Regions from separate parts of the Homo sapiens genome. Here region 2 is linked to region 1. A link is an interaction called in ENCODE POLR2A ChIA-PET data of the cell type or tissue named here. Cell type or tissue: CD4-positive, alpha-beta T cell. All regions are shown on one strand. Each heading gives the region's core, and the rest is flanking DNA. Links, peaks and the distances in the headings are about the cores only. Region 1 has its middle 36 kb from the start of EML4. Region 2 has its middle 20 kb from the start of KCNG3.

Evidence for each region. ChIA-PET counts read pairs that join two places held together with the same protein. Peaks named below come from ENCODE experiments on the same cell type or tissue, not always from the same donor. Only the 100,000 strongest peaks of a DNase experiment are listed, where the experiment ranks them.
Region 2: POLR2A ChIA-PET joins it to region 1 with 7 read pairs; 2 of 35 experiments call an interaction of 5 or more read pairs at or near these places.

Annotation. Positions count from the first base shown.
Region 1 is chr2:42,131,582-42,134,492 of GRCh38, forward strand. No RefSeq gene overlaps it. Among named protein-coding and RNA genes, the nearest start is that of EML4, 36 kb to the right of the region's middle. RefSeq lists enhancers at 1,126-2,099, 2,100-2,911. In CD4-positive, alpha-beta T cell, for the core only: no CTCF peak of the experiment used is centred there; DNase peaks (open chromatin) are centred at 990, 1,720 and 2,320; H3K4me3 peaks cover 1,155 bases; H3K27ac peaks cover 2,256 bases.
Region 2 is chr2:42,512,105-42,515,015 of GRCh38, forward strand. It overlaps a transcript of MTA3 not described here. Among named protein-coding and RNA genes, the nearest start is that of KCNG3, 20 kb to the left of the region's middle. In CD4-positive, alpha-beta T cell, for the core only: a CTCF peak has its summit at 1,330 (motif pointing right); a DNase peak (open chromatin) is centred at 1,327.

The DNA of each region.
Region 1 (2,911 bases), core at 317-2,816:
TATTGTGATATAAAGAATAATACATTTCTTATATGCTGCCTAAGTACTAGGGACATGTGCTGAATATTTTACTTGTATTAGCTCATTTAATCCTCACCAATGAATTTAGGACTATTATTATTCACATTTTACATATGAAAAGATTGAGCTGTGAAGAGCTAAGAAAATTACTCCAAGATGACACTACTATTTAGTGGCAGAGCCAGGACTCAAACACAGGTTTGCCTGACAGCCAGACCCTAACCACCCTGCCATTCTGCTGTAGAATGCTTTTCCAGTTAGAAGCCTATCCAGGGTGGCACCTTCCATCTCTGTTTCCATTTTAAAGTGAAAATGCTGAAGGAGGAATGGAGGAAAAAAAGACAGGTTCATGACCAAAATTTGACCACTGTGAGAATTATGGATAGATAAGTAGAAACCTGAAAAGCCATGAACGACAACAACAAACTTTAAAAATCACATCGAATTGAGCAATGGTAAATGCAGAAATTTGGGATTTATGGTCGAAACTGGTGTAGGGACTGGTGGCAACATTTATTTGCAAAGCGTCAAGGACTGCCACCTCCATTTAGATGCCTTTACTACATGAAAGTCTAAAATACTCTAAAGAGAATCCCGGGAGAGGCTACAAGCCAAGAATCTTTGGCTTACAAAATAGTGGGGGCTGCTTCTTCCCAAGTTACCACGCACAGAAGCAAAACTTGGCAGTATCTGAAACAGAGGATTTTGATCCTGTTCCTACCATTGCTTCCAGAGAAGGAAGCAAAACAAACCACTGAGTTCTATCTACTCCGGCTCCTGAGCACCAAGACCCTGCTTGGAAGAGAATCTCACCTTGCCGTCTGCTCAGGAAAATCAGCCCCTCTAGAGGAAGCACCAAAAGACCTAAGTGCAGGGCTGGAGTTTCCTACCCCTTCTTATTTCCTGTGGAGTTCTGTTTCTTGAGGAAACTTTCCCCAAATAATCTAGCTGCCACTCTGACACCATTTTCATTGAGTAATTCATGGTGATGTCACGCCAACTAGGCACTAGGGGAAGCCCTGCTTTTATGGGTTGGCTCTTCATTTAGGAATTTTTATTTTTCTGACTTCCATCCCTTTTTCACTGGACTCCACTTTTTTTGAGGCAAGATGCCTGAGTGGTGAAGTGTTGCTTGCTTTTGAGAAAAGGAATTCCTTCTGGTTGAGAGGCAAATGGTTGAGTGAAGGCAAGATGCATGTCCTGTAATAGTACATCTTAATTGGAGAGCTGGCAAGAGAGGAAGGAGGTGTGGGCCTGCTGCGGGCTCTGTTATTCCTAATAGGGTTCATTGAGCTAAGCACGGAAGATGGGCTGGGGGCACTAGGACTAACAGCCACCCCCTGAAGACACAATCACGCATGCCTGGGGAGCTGACCACCTCCTTTTGACACCTGGACAGCCACATCTAACCCACATCCCCACGTTCCCGCCTTGCCTCTCAGCTGCTCTGTGCAGCAAGACAGCAAAGGCAAGTTTGGCAAAGCTCGCCTGTAAAAGCCTAATCCAAACAGCATGTCCGCTGAGCTCAGCGGGGTGACTCATGTGCAGTGATGTGTGAGGCCAGCGAGCAGAGATTAGGATCTGGCCCGCCCGCCAGCCTACCTTGCACTTCCTTTGATCAACTCTGATGGTTTTTAATTCTGCAGAAGCAGCTTCCTGCCAGCAGCAAGCAGCTCTCAGTGGCGGCTGGAGCTGCGTCTGTGCTGACCTACTTGTCAGTGGGGAGGGAGGCATGTGCTAATGGCACTGGGACATCCCGGGCTCACAGGCTACACGGAGCGAGAGGGCAGCCTCTTTTGCTGAGGTGCCCATGGTGACATCAGAAGCTTGCTCCTCAGCCAACACCAGCAAGGCCATGCGTGTGAGCAGCCTGGGCTCTGAACGTGCTGCTGGTATTGGTTAGAATCACGGGGTAATCAAGAAAAATGGGACTCTCCCTGGGGGACTCTTTTTGGGAAACTGGGGCATCTCTAAGGACGCCATCTGGCACAAAATGAAGCACTCTCTGGGTTCTTCAGAAGTACTCTTTTACATCTGTTTTGCTTGAAATGGAACACATTCGGAGTATATTACTTTTTTGAACCGCTCCTTCCCTGCTTGGTTGGAATGCGTTTGCCTCTTGATTCTTCCAAATCCCCTCGATTACCACTGCCAAGCAGAGCACCTGAAATCTGGTCTCCTGCTTTCTCATTCCCTCTCTTCCACGTCTCTCCTTTCTCTCTCTTTTCTCAGGAAGGATAGCAGTGATTCTAATCTTGGCTGCATGTTAGCACCACCCTGGGAAGGGGCTGTGGTTAAAAAAAATTCCCCAGTCCCAGGCTCTGCCCCAGATTAATTCAGAGTCCTGAGGGTAGGACCAGGCATTAGTACTGCTTAAAGCTCCTATTGTGGCCAGGCGCGGTGGCTCATGCCTGTAATCCTAGCACTTTGGGAGGCTGTGGCGGGCGGATTGCCTGATCTCAGGAGTTCGTGACCAGCCTGGGCAACACCGTGAAACCCCATCTCTACTAAAATGCAAAAAAATAGCCGGGCATGGCAGCACGCGCCTGTAGTCCCAGCTACTTGGGAGGCTGAGCCAGGAGAATCGCTTGAACCTGGGAGGCAGAAGTTGCAGTGAGCTGAGATTGCGCCATTGCACTCCAGCCTAGGCGACAGAGCGAGACTCCGTCTCCGAAAAAAAAAAAGAAAAGAAACGAAAAGAAAAAAGAAAAGCTCCCATTGTGCAGCCAAAGTTAGAAGTCATTGGGATCTTGGGGTTGTAGGCCATCAGCCAAAAGCCCTAACAATGGTTCTTATCTGTCCTCCCACCACCATTCAGAAGGGTCTAAGAAGTGATGTGTACTTTAACCACTTAAGGCAAAATATTATCTGGATGGGATAACTAGCCTAC
Region 2 (2,911 bases), core at 200-2,699, 380 kb after region 1:
GACTGGGAGGGTTTTTTTCTTTTTCTTTTTCCTTTTTTTTTTGTTTTTGTTTTTGTTTTTATACTAGAGATCAACCTCAACTTGATGACTGGCAGTTTTTGAAAGGGATTTGGAGAAGATGCATTTAGGTTGGTGTGTAAGCCTGTCTCAGGCCTGAGTTTGAAAAAAGAGCCTATGGCTCAGCCAAAAATGATGAGAGATGAGTGCCCACTGGAGCTTTCCTAGTTTTTCGGGATTCCACTTCCAGTGCTGTAACTCCATGCTGCCATGTGGCCAAGCAACAGCAGGTCCTCTCCCCAGAAGAGAACCTTCCTCTGACTGCAGGAGTGTTGCCCTCTGCTTAACATTTGCTAGTACTCTATGTCTTCCAAGTAGGATTTTTCCTTTCCAGAGGAAAGTAATCACAAACAAAAATCTTTATAGCAAAGGACACTGAGAAGCTTTTTATCCCCTTTCACTAGCTTCTGTTGTGAGGGATGAAACTGAAAGGACAATTAGAACAAATGTCAGCGTAAATCTCCAAAGAAAGAAGAAAATAAGCTTACCAAGTTTCCTTTGATGATGCCAAGAAGACATTTTCTCCTCTAGATAACAGTGTGTATTTAATTTAGACCATGTCAAGGGATTAGAAAACACTCAACCACTGTACCAGTGGTCTACCTCAGTAACAACAGATACTTATGGAAAGGGAGAAATTGTATATAACTTCCATTGACTCGGCATTAGTTAAGACTTTCAATTTATAGTTCTTTGTGCTTTCACCCTAGTCACCAACTCAAGAATGACATTTATATTCTATATAAACATTCTGAGACATCCTCTACTTACAGGACCCTTAAGAAAACTCCAATTTTAATGGCACCAATCAAACCATCCATCAATTCTCCCAGACTGTGAAAATGCAAGGTCTACAGATAATTTTGCCACTTAATTTAAATCAGTCCCCATGGCATCCCCTATAAAAATGTTCACTCTGCCTTTACTTGCTAACTTGCTAAATAACCAACTGGGCATACGAGAGGCTAGTGTTTCTGGTTACCCATGCAGGGGAAACCCCATTTCATCTTTGTGTTGGCAAGCCCTTTGTTACATGTTTAAGTTACTTTTTGGATATTAAACTATAGTGATTTATTCTGCAAAACCTATTGTGGTTGGAGGGAGTGTGAGGGGAATGAAATGAGCATTACTTGGGATACTGGTCCCTGTTCAGGTTGGGACTGAGAAAGGATTCAGCAATCACTGGGGTGGGTAGGTCAGTCTTTTCAGTTTGACAAATATCCTTGGAACTTAAACAAAACAAAACACTTCCAGAGAGGACCACTAGGAGGTGCTGGGAAGAAAGGGCAATGACTTCACCCAGGAAAAGGGATAGACTCCAAGTGAAGAAGGAACAGACTCCGTGTTAAAGCCTCCTGGCCAATAGTGAGGCCACATCTAAACCTAGCGAGAGACCCAGCTCCATGGAATGGTATAACCAGGCTTATCAAGACCCTCAGAAGTAGTATTTGGCCAGCCACATAGGACAGAGAAAAGGGTAGAACTTCCAGGACAGAGAGAGACAAACACCAGGAGGGACATTTGGAAAACTAGACCCACTTGTCCTGAAGCCCAGAGTGCTGGACTCAGTGAGCCGGGAATGAGGGAGAACTTAAAGGGACAGGGAAGTGCAGGACTGCCACGCCTCCCAGGCTGGCCTGAGGGGCAAACGGGCTTACACCTAGGAAAGCCCTGGAAGGATTTCAGACTCCCATGAAATCCAGCAATGCTGGCCTCCCTCCACTACCTCAAATTGAGACAGACATGAGAGCTCAAAGAATCCCAAGTCTAGGCCAGGCACGGTGGCTCATGCCTGTAATCCTAGCACTCTGGGAGGCCAAGGTGAATGGATCACCTGAGGTCAGGAGTTCAAGACCAGCCTGGCCAACATAGTGAAACCCCATCTTTACTAAAAATGTAAAATTAGCTGAGCATGCTGGTGCGTGCCTGTGGTCCCACCTACTTGGGAGGCTGAGGCAGGAGAATCACTTGAACCTGGGAGGCAGAAGTTGGAGTGAGTCGAGATCGCGCCACTGCACTCCAAGCTGGGCGACGGAATGAGACTCCGTCTCAAAAAAAAACAACGAGAAAAGAATCCCAAGTCTGCAATATGAAAACTGGTCAAATAAGAGTTATCTAAGGAGAAGAAAATTGTGCTTTGTTAGCTCACTATTTATATGATGCTTGTAAAAAATACATATGCTTTTAAAATATTTTTCTTTCTTTTTGTGTGTATGTGGTTTTTTGTTTGTTTGTTTTGAGATAGAGTCTCACTTCATCACCCAGGCTGGAGTGCAGGGGCACTGTCTTGAGGCTCACTACAACCTCCACCTCCAGGATTCAAGCAATTATCCTGCCTCAGCCTCCTGAGTGGCTGGGATTACAGGCGCCCACCACCACATCCAGCTAATTTTTGTATTTTTAATACAGATGGGGTTTCACCATGTTGGCCAAGCTGCTCTCAAACTCTTGACCTCAAGCGATCTGCCCACCTCGGGCTCCTCCCAAAGTGCTGGGATTACAGGCATGAGCGCCCAGCCCCTTTTTTTTTTTTTTTTTTTTTTTTTGAGACAGGGTCTCACTGTTGTCCAGGCTGGAGTACAGCAGTGCAATTTTAAATCACTGCATCCTCATACTTATGGGATCAAATGATCCTCCCGCCTCAGCCTCCAGAGTAGCTGGGACTACAGGCATGCACCACCATGCCTGGTTAATTTGTTTTTATTTTTTATAGAGATGAGGTTGCCACTGTGTTGCCCAGGCTTGTATCAAACTCCTAGCCTCAAGCGATTGTCCTGCCTTGACCTCCCAAAGCGCTGGGATTACAGGCGTGACCCACTATGACCGGCCTAAACTTTTATATTTTTCTTTGGAT